Regions from separate parts of the Homo sapiens genome. Here region 2 is linked to region 1. A link is a contact called in ENCODE Hi-C or POLR2A ChIA-PET data. All regions are on one chromosome and are shown on one strand. Each heading gives the region's core, a stretch centred on a gene start or an enhancer-like site at or near the end of the contact. The rest is flanking DNA. Distances are from core to core; before and after follow the strand shown. Region 1 has its middle 62 kb from the start of KLF13. Region 2 has its middle 110 kb from the start of KLF13.

Region 1 (4,957 bases), core at 744-3,243:
TGCATGAATGATACGAAAGTGAAATGGGCTTATTGCTGATATGGAGAAAGTTTCAGTGGCTTGGATAGAAGATCAAACCAGCCACAACATTCCCTTTAGTCAAAGCCTAATTCAGAGCAAGGTCCCTAACTTTCTTTCAATTCTACAAAGGCTAAGAGAAGCTACAAAGCTAGAAAAGAAAAGTTGGAAGCTAGCAGAGGTTTATTCATGAGGTTTAAAGAAAGAAAGTATTAGGCTGGGCGCAGTGGCTCATGCCTGTAATCCTAGCATTTTGGGAGACCAAGGCAGGAGGATCACCTGAGGTCAGGAGTTTGAGACCAGCCTAGCTAACACGGTGAAACCCTGTTTCTACTAAAAGTACAAAAAATTAGCTGGGCGTGGTGGCGTGCACCTGTAATCCTAGCTACTTGAAAGGCTGAAGCAGGAGAATCACTTGAATCTGGGAGGCGGAGGTTGCAGTGAGCCGAGATCGTGCCATTGCACTCCACCTTGGGCAACAAGAATGAAACTCCATCTTAAAAAAAAAGAAAAGAAAAAAGAAAGAAGGCATCTCCACAACATAAAAGTGCAAGATGAAGCAGCAAGTGCTGCTATAGAAGCTGCAGCAAGTTATCCAGAAGATCTAGCCAAGATCATTGATGAAGGTGGCTTTACTACACAACAGATTTTCAATGTAAATGAAACTGACTCTATTTGAGGAAGATCCCATCTAGGACTTTCAAAGCTAGAGATAAGTCAATGGCTGGCTTTAAAGGACAGGCTGGCTCTCTTGTTAAAGGCTAACACAGTTGATGACTTTAAGTTAAAGCCAGTGCTAATTTACCATTCGGAAAATCCTGGGACCATTAAAAATACACTAAATCTACTCTGCCTATGCTCTAGAAATGGAAGAACAAAGCCTGGATGACAGCACGTCTATTTACAGCATGGTTTACTGAATATTTTTAAGCCCACTTTGAGATCTACTGCTCAGGAAAAAAGACTCCTTTCCGATGAAACTTGAATGAATGAGGAGTTGCTTCTTATGGATGAGCAAAAACAGTGGTTTCTTGAGATGGAATCTACTCCTTGTGAAGATGCTGTGAACATTGTTGAAATGACAGCAAAGGATTTAGAATATTCCATAAACTTAGTTGATAAAGCAGTGCCAGGGTTTGAGAGGACCGACTCCAATTTTGGAGGAAGTTTTACCGTGGGTAAAATGCTATCAGCATTGCACACTACAGAGAAGTCCATCACTAAAAGACTAGTCAATTGGGTGTGGCAAACTTCATTGTTGTCTTATTTGAAGAAATTGCCACAGCCACCCAAACCTCAGCAACCACCACCCTGATCAGTCTGCAACCATCAACATTGAATCAAGACCTTCCAGCAGGAAAAAGACCAAAACTTGCTGAAGGCTTAGATGATTGTTAGCATTTGTTAGCAAAAAAAGTATTTTTAAATTAAGGTATGTACATTATTTTTATAGACAGAATGCTATTGCACACTTAATAGGCTACAGTATAGTTTAAACATAACTTTTATATGCACTGGGAAACCAAAAAATGTGTGTGACTCACTTTATTGTGATATTTGCTTTATTGCAGTGGTCTGGAACCAAACCCACAATATCTTTGAGGTCTGCCTGTACGAGAACTGGGTGGTGGGAAAAGTGGGGCTTGTTTTTCCTTTCTTTGTATTCACTGTAGGTGTGAAATGTTTGACAATTTGACAGTCTGTGACATGGTTCACAGATGTGGTTCCTGCATGTTATCAGGGCTTGGCCAGGTTCAGGCAGGCCTGCAGGCTGTCCCTACAACGGGCAGATTGAAGTGTGCACAGATGTCCGTGACAGGGCTGTGACCAGCCTGTGATCAGGCTGTGACCAGGTTGCTGCCTGGACCAGGCAGAGCTTTGTCCCATAATAGGGGTGCTGCCAGGGAGTCTGGCACCTGGAGCACAGCCACTGGCTTGGACATGAGCCATCAAACAGCATGGAATAAAAATAGAACTGCTTCAGCCGGAGAGGAGACAGGCTGAGCTCCTTGCTGGGAGGCCTTTAAAACAAGAACAGGTTTCATTGATCTGAGACTAGGTAAGGATGCTGCCACGAGTCAGGAAGGAGTCGAAGTCATCTGTCCTGGTACCTGGAAGTGCCTGAACATGATGGGCCTGGGTGGTTATTATTCTTCTCATCAGCTGGCACTGTAACTTTAGGTAAGCATTAGAAACTGTTTGTTTGTTTGATTGTTTGTTTGTTTTCCCTTCATGTCTAGGGTATAGAATGCATGCTCTGTGTACAGTTGGTGACAGTTGTAAAACTGAGAAAGTGCCAGTGAAAATGATTTTAAAAATGAAACAGAAAGGCTGGGTGTGGTGGCTCACGCCTGTAATCCCAGCACTTTGGGAGGCTGAGGAGGGCAGATCACCTGAGGTCAGGAGTTCAAGACCAGCCTGACCAACATGGAGAAACCCTGTCTCTCCATGTAAAAATACAAAATTAGCCGGGTGCGGTGGTGCGTGCCTATAATCCCTCTCAGCTACTCAGGAGGCTGAGGCAGGAGAATCGCTTGAACCCAGGAGGTGGAGGTTGCGGTGAGCCAAGATTTCAGCCTGAGTGACAAGAGCGAAACTCTGTCTCAAAAAAAAAAAAAAAAAGAAAAAGAAAACCAGTAAAATATGTTTATTTTATGGAGTATTGAGTCATGATGTTCAAGGACTTTGGAAGTAATTTGATTGTTGGTTTTATTTTTAAAATTCAGGAATTCTAATCATACATACGAACAAGGTTAAAAAATCCCAAAAAAAAAAAAAAAAAAAAACTAATGATAAGAATGTCTCTTTACCCATTCCCCCCACACACACCAGTTCTACCACCTTGGGATTAAACTTTTTTTTTTTTTTTAGGGGACTAAACTTTTTATCGCTTCTGTTTTTAATTTGTTTTTGTCGTTATTCCCTTCAGTGTTAATAAAATACTTGTCCTCCTACTTTGTGATTTATGAGTATTTGACAAAATACACTGGCTTCCTAATATGAAAGATGAATACCGTTGACCATTGAACAACATGGGTTTGAACTGCGTGGGTCCACTTCCATGTAAATTTTCTCTTGCCTCTGCCACCCCTGAGACAGCAAGATCAGCTTCTCCTCTTTCTTCTCCTCCTCAGCCTACTCAACATGAAGACAATGAGAATGAACGAACACCTTTATAATGATCCACTTCTACTTAATGAATACTAAATATATTCTTTCTTATAATTATTTTCTTAATAACATTTTCTTTTCTCTAGCTTACCATATTGTAAGAATGCAGAATATATCTCACATACAAAAGATGTGTTAATTATCTGTTCATGTGATCAGCAAGGCTTCTTCTCGTCAACAGGCTATCAGTAGTTAAATTTTTGAGGAGTCAAAAGTTTTATGTGGATTCTTGACTCAATGGGGGAGGGGATCAACGGTCCCAACCCCTATGTTGTTCAAGCATCAACTGTAATTACCTCCAGTCCCCTCTACCCTCTGCACCTTCTCCCTCCTCCCCCTGTGTTTACATTAGAGGAGTGTTTTAACTCTTCTGCAGATTCTCTCTGAAACTTTACATTAGCTCTTACTCCCCTATATTTACTACCATACCTTTGGTCTGCATCTTGACTCCCCTTCATGGAAGGTGGGAGTAGGATGGCCTCTGCTATCCACTCTCTCTAGGTCCCACAACACCATCCTCCTCAGCCTTTACTTTTGCAGCTTAGTCTATAGTAAAAGTGGAGCCCAGTGGATTCGAACTGCAACAGTGGGAGCCTCTACACCCCTAGGCAGTTGGGCATGTCACTGTTACATGTTACTCACTGCACAGCTAACCGCTGGGCCAGGGGCACATTTCTTTCTCTATGGGCCTAAAGTCATCAACACCACCACCACCGTCTCCAACCACACAAGGAAGATATTCTTAGCATCCAGAGCAAATGGGGCGAACTCATTTTGCCTTCCCTCAGGAACTGAAAATCCTATCCTATGTTAGTTTGCTTTACAGTGGAAGTTGAATTTTGTTATATACATTTTCCCTATAGCTTTTATTTGCCTTGCTTCCTTTTTATTAACAGAATAATATTAATAACAGAATAATAATGTGCCTTTGATGTGGCCTCAGTTTTGCCACCCTTTTATTCTCAAGACCTCCCCTGCCCTCTCCTACCCCATGGATCCGCACCCCCACTCCTTGTCCCTGAGTGGGAGCACAGCCCCGGACTCCCTTTACCACCCTCTGGTGGATCACTCAAGAGTCAATCCCAGGTCTTTCTCTTAGCTTTCTTTCTCACTTTGCTGGAATACATCCTCAAGTAACTATCCAAGAAAGGATGCATGGGACGATGGGTTTCTGCTTTTTTGAGTCCTTGGAGGTCTAACAGTATCTTTTTTCTACCCCATGCTTGATTCATAATTTGGCCTAGTATAGAAAACAAGGTTCAAAATTACTTGCCAATCATCTTCTTACAACCATTGCTACTGATGGGGATCTGATGCACTGCAGTTCTCAGCCTTTGCCGTGAACATTTTATTTTTACCATCTTCGAAATCTGTCAACCAATCTTACTCCCTGTTGCTCTGCACTTTTGTTCAGATATTTTTAGAGGCAGGTCATTTTTTCCTTGATCCTGCATTCCACGGAGCACTCCATCTGCAGACCCATGTCTCCTTAGGTCTGTTCCTTAGGTCTGCAACGCTTTCCTCTAATCTTGTATTGTTAATTGCCCTCCCTCTACATTCTTTTCTTTTGGAATTCCTATTAGTTGAAGGTGGATTTACTGAATCAGGCTTCTGTGTCCCTTATCTCTGTGTTCGGCATTATCCCTGTGTTTATTTTCCTTCTTTTCTTCTGGTCTGCTCCCTGAGCTGAAACAGGCTTCCTTACTCAAATCTCATTCATCCCCTAAGACCCAGACCACAGGTCATGTCTGGTGGGAGCCTTTCTGGC
Region 2 (4,957 bases), core at 2,381-4,880, 48 kb after region 1:
TCCTATACCTGGTCATTTTCTTTCTCTGTCTCCTTCCCTCCCTCCCTCCCTCCCTTTTCTTGATTCCTCCCTTTTCTTGCTTTCTTTCTTGTTCTCTCTTTCTTTCCTTTTTTTTTTTTTTAAAATAAGGTCTTACTCCGTTGCCCAGGCTGGAGTGCAGTGGTGTGATCACCGCTCACTGGAGCCTCAGTCTCCTGGGCTCAAGATATCCCCCTGCCTCAGCTTCCTGAGTAGCTGGGACTATAGGCATGCACCACCACACCCAGCTAACTTTTAATTTTTTTTGTAGAGATGGGGCCTTGCTTTGTTGCCCAGGCTAGTCTTGAACTCCTGGACTCAAGCGATCCTCTTGCCTTAACTTCCCAAAGTGCTGGCATTACAGGCATGAGCCACTGCACCTGGCCTGGTCATTTCCATTTGAAGCTGGATATTGTGAATTTTACCATGCTGGATGCTGGATATTTTTGTATTATTATAAATAATCTTAGGCTGGGTGCGGTAGCTCATGCCTGTAATCCCAACACTTTGGGAGGCCGAGGCAGGCGGATAACTTGAGGCCAGGAGTTCAAGACCAGCCTGGCCAACATGGTGAAACCCCATCTCTACTAAAAATACAAAAATTAGCTGGAATGGTGGCACATGCCTGATTCCAGCGCCCACTGCACTCCAGCCTGGGCGACAGAGCGAGACTCTGCCTCAAAACAAAGCAGAAAAATAAACACATAAATAATCTTGAGCTTTTTTTCTGAGATACAATGAAGCTACTGAGAAACTGTTTGATCTTGTTGGGTCTTGCTTTTATGATTTGTTAGGTGGGCGTGGAGCAGTGCTTAGTCCAGGGCTGAGTTTAGGCTACCCACTGAGTACTGTGCCCAATGGCCAGTGAATCAGGAGTTATGCGTTCTGGCTGGTGGGAGCCCCCTGGGAGCTCCAGCTGCTGTTCTTTACTTCCATGCGGTGGCTTTTCCCTGGCCCCAGGCAGTTTCTCCACACACATGAGGTGAATAACCGAGGAGTCCCTTTGCAGATGTCCAGGGCTGTGTTTTGCCAGCTCTCTCTGTTTAGGTCCTCTGTCCTAAAAACCCTAGCCACCTTGGTCTCCCTGGGCTGTCAGCTGTGTTCCCTTCTCTCAGGGAGTCCACTCTCTTCCACCAGGGTCCCCCCCTTCCCCAGTCCCTGTGTGCTCTGCACCCTGTACATGCGATCAGGGCAGTGAGCCAGGACTGTTGAAGAACTCACCTGTTTCCCACCTCCCGTTCTACTGAAGGCTATGGGCTAGGATGCCCGTCCAGCCTGTGGGCTCAGACTATGGCACCTTTGTGGGCCCCAGGGAATGTCATCTCAAAGATACCTCTGCCCTGAGAGCCCAGCCCTGTGAGGTCTCCCTGAGCCCTTGGTCTGGAAGCAGTGGTGCCCCTGTGTGGGCTGACACTGACTGGCCACTCAGGCTCCATGCAAGGGACATCAGTCCCACGCCAGTCCCTGGCAGCCGAGGCCACAGCTGCCCCACAGCCGCTCTTGCCCCTCCTGCAAAAGGTGTGGTTTGCCTAGCTCAGGGTCTTATCTGCCCTCGCCATGTGAAGAATCTTCTGGCCCCAGACCACCAGGAGACACCACCCCTCACATTTCTTTTTTGAGCACCTGCCAGATGTAGGAAATCTTTTTAGAACTAAGAGAAGATGGAGAGAGAACAGCCAAGTCCTACCCCAGAGAGATTCCCACCTAGTGGAGGGTAAGAGGCCTGCCATCATTGCCACTGGTGGTACAATGCTGGTGCCAAGACTGTGTGCCAGGCTCGTTGCTTCGCGTCCGTTACTTCATCTCAGCAGACAACTCTCAATATCCCCATTCTACGGATGGGGAAATGAGGCTCAGAGAGGTAAGTGACTTGCTCAGGTTCACACAGCTGCACACAGCTGGACATACAGCTGCCCACACAGTAAAATGCAGGATCAGTGGCAGCAGGAGAGAGACTTGCCAGTTGGAGAGCCAGGAAGGTGCACAGAGGAGGTGGCATTGAGCTGGCTCTGGGGATGGGCAGGCCTTTTATAGAGGACTGGGAAGAAGGGCCGGGAACCAACAGTACCCCCCAAGGGAGGTTCGAATCAGGTGCTTGCCCCCAGTTGAGCCAGAGTTGGGGTGTGGAAAGGCTTGGAAAGCAGGAGAGGCTGTGGATGGAGGTGGGAGAGGCTTGGAACTGGGTCTTTGCTATCTCAGGGGCGTGGAAGGGACTTTTGAGTTTGAGAATGACGTGTCTGGAGCTCCCTGGTTCCACGGGGCTGGACCTGCTAGGGCCTGAAGCGGGTTAAGAGCAGAAATCAAAAACAGGTTTGTTTGTGAGTCAGTAGCTGGGAAAATACTGGGAAGCAGGCTTCTTGGAGCTCCCCTTCATCCTCAGCCCTGTGGATTGGGCAGCAGCCCACGCCTCCCTGCCCCAGCCACAGCCCCCCGTCAATGCCGGCGCGCAGCAGCTTTTGCTCATCCTGCCCTGGTTCCAACCCCAAGGCCATGGGGCAGCCCACTGGGCGCCTTCCTGCATGGGTGTCCCCCTTTGCTGCTGTGTCTAGACTGCAGACACAAGTGCTGGCGGGGGCCGGGGGACTGGCCAAAACTAGGGCTGAAATCATGTTCAAAACCACAGTCAAGGCGGACTTGTCAGAAATATTCCTTTCCTTGAGCCGTCGCAGCTCAGCCTCCTTGAATCACCCTGGCCACTTCCTTCCTGTGTATATCTTATGCACGCTAAGGGACGGGGCGGGTGCAACGTGTGTGTTTTTACTTCTTTTAAGTTTTGTCTATGTTTTGTCCTTTCAATGTGTTGTAGGCTGTGGGGGCGGGGCTGTTCCGAGGGGCCTTTGTCACAGTAAGGGACACTGGGGACAGCTCGGGCTTTCTCTTCAAGCTGAAAACCTTTGGTTGTGAGAATGACTAGGAGAAGGGTCTCGCTAGGGTCATGCTTAGGACCCTTCGCAGGTGGTGTGTTTAATCTCAAAACGGCCTCAAGAGGCTCTCGATCTTTTACAGGTGACAAAGAAGACAAGGAAGACAAGGAAGGTGATCCGGGAGGCTGGAGAGCTTGTCAAGGTCACAGACCCACGGTTTTCCGCCCCCTAGGGTCCAAGCTCTTTCCTGGACATCTGCAGGCAATGTCGACACGCCCTCCAGTGTCTGTGGCGGGCAAAGGATGTGTCTCCACCCCCAGACCTTCCGATCCTGTGCTGAAAGTGTCCCTCAGCCTGTTTCCTGAGAAGCCCAGGGGCTTTTGGCTTGTTACTTTTTCTTTCTCTTGAAGTAAACAGAATAAAAGAGAGTTGCTCAGACGTCTTTGGCTGTGACCCACAGGAGATGATGCAATCTCCACGGCACCCCCACATGCATGTGTATGCACAGGCGTGTACAGATATCTAAAACTGGCACCAATTTCACAAAAACACTCACCCTTATGCGAGACACATTCACCCTACACTCATCCCCCATCTCTACAGAAAATTAAAGTATACATTCATAGTTGCTGTATTCATGCATGTACAGATGTATGTACATTTATTCATGTATGTGTATAACTTATGCCATTTTCATGAAACACTCACCCTACGTGTGATACACTCCTATTTTCTAGGAATCGCCGCCCACTGAGCTTATGTCCAAACCTTAGTGGATCATAGTCTAAGTTTGGCAAACACTGAGCCGGGAGGAGTCATGTCTGCAGGGCCCCAGGAGTCCCTTAATTTGGGTCCTGATCACTCTGCTCCACCCAGTGGAGCAGGCACATGCACTTGGCCCATAAGGAAGGAAAGGAGGGCGGGGGAAAAAGGGAGGGAGGGAGGGAGGGAGGGAAGGAGGGAGCACCTCCACCATCGTAGGCAGGACCTGTGAGAGCTGAACAGGGCCAGGCAGCTAGGCACCACTCTGGGACTCTGGGGTTTCTTAGGGGATGACTTGTTTCTGGGGTCCCAGTAGGAGGAACTCAGGGTGACGCCTCCGAGGATGTGAGTGCATGTGGCAGCCGGGCCCCTCAGCCCCTCTGTGTCCTGGTATCCTCTAAATGCAGATGATGGTGAGAATCCATGCCCAGCCCGTGGCTCGGCCCATCTCTGGGAGAGCGTGTTTACCACAGCACTTGGTGTGGTAGGAGGTGAGCAGGGTGGAAGTGCTTTGCATTCACGTGGGACTTCTGGCTCTCAGTTCATCCCACCCCCAGGGCCCGGCATGAGTGAGGCAAGGGTGGGTGGGAGGGTGCAGGATGTGGGAATGCCATGTGCTGTGCACTGCTCACTTCACCCCTCGCTCGCCCCAGTTGGGGTCCCAGACCAGGAAGCTCCATTCACAGAGGTGTGGCCTGGGGCTACTGCACTGCCCAGCAGGTTGTGGGGTCCCTTTACTCTATGCTGTGTGACAATGTTACCTTCCTGGAAAGAACCCGACCAGCCCCCTTTTGCTAGTCATTACCACAGATAGGAGAGAGAACTAAATATCTAGCCAGCCATCCTCTCGGAGCTCCGGAGCTCAGGTCACCAGGCTTCAGGGACTCGCTGCCATCCTCACAGGCTTAGATCCCTGCTGCAGGGTCAGCTAGGTAACCCCTGAGGGTGGGGTGTTCAAAGTTCAGGCTGCCCCCCAGACGTGTGGAATGCCAGCCCTGACTGCCAGGGCGATCTGAGGTGGACTGACCATCCCCTGGACACTTTCATGAAGTGTGGGCACGGGCGCGACAAGTGGCCATTTATCATCCTTCCCTGCAAAGACTGGGCCAGGTTAGAGATGGACCCCAGCAGTTTCATACCCACCAAGGGCACTGGGAGCTTCCACATAGTCACTGCCAGTAGTGGCTGCTGGCTGGGGAGAGGATCTTGGAATGCTGGTCACTGGAGGCCCTCACAGGTGACTGGGAATGTGGAGGAGCAGCAGGGTGCCTCTTCTCTGCCATGCCTTATGTTGGGGTTTGCTCTGGTTCCCC

The links. Hi-C counts contacts between places; a loop is a spot of excess contacts on that map. ChIA-PET counts read pairs that join two places held with the same protein, here RNA polymerase II (POLR2A). Pooled maps may share reads with other maps.
Region 2: a loop to region 1 is called in a map of lower lobe of right lung, with 7 times the contacts of the local background. The contact joins two enhancer-like sites. A Hi-C loop is called at or near these places in 35 of 168 maps with a recorded cell type or tissue (B cell, CD14-positive monocyte, CD4-positive, alpha-beta T cell and 23 more), 31 of 37 single-sample maps with no recorded cell type and 30 of 50 pooled maps. POLR2A ChIA-PET finds 5 or more read pairs at or near these places in 27 of 52 experiments (AG04450, B cell, CD4-positive, alpha-beta T cell and 20 more).

The regions. Positions count from the first base shown.
Region 1 is chr15:31,385,983-31,390,939 of GRCh38, forward strand. It overlaps a transcript of KLF13 not described here. Among named protein-coding and RNA genes, the nearest start is that of KLF13, 62 kb to the left of the region's middle. Within about 2 kb of position 1,994, at least 21 of the 41 ENCODE cell types and tissues checked have a DNase peak (open chromatin) inside an H3K27ac peak, as active enhancers do; they include CD8-positive, alpha-beta T cell, gastrocnemius medialis, heart right ventricle and 5 more, where a contact is called at or near this core.
Region 2 is chr15:31,432,346-31,437,302 of GRCh38, forward strand. It overlaps a transcript of KLF13 not described here. Among named protein-coding and RNA genes, the nearest start is that of KLF13, 110 kb to the left of the region's middle. RefSeq lists an enhancer at 2,503-3,022. Within about 2 kb of position 3,631, at least 34 of the 41 ENCODE cell types and tissues checked have a DNase peak (open chromatin) inside an H3K27ac peak, as active enhancers do; they include CD8-positive, alpha-beta T cell, gastrocnemius medialis, heart right ventricle and 5 more, where a contact is called at or near this core.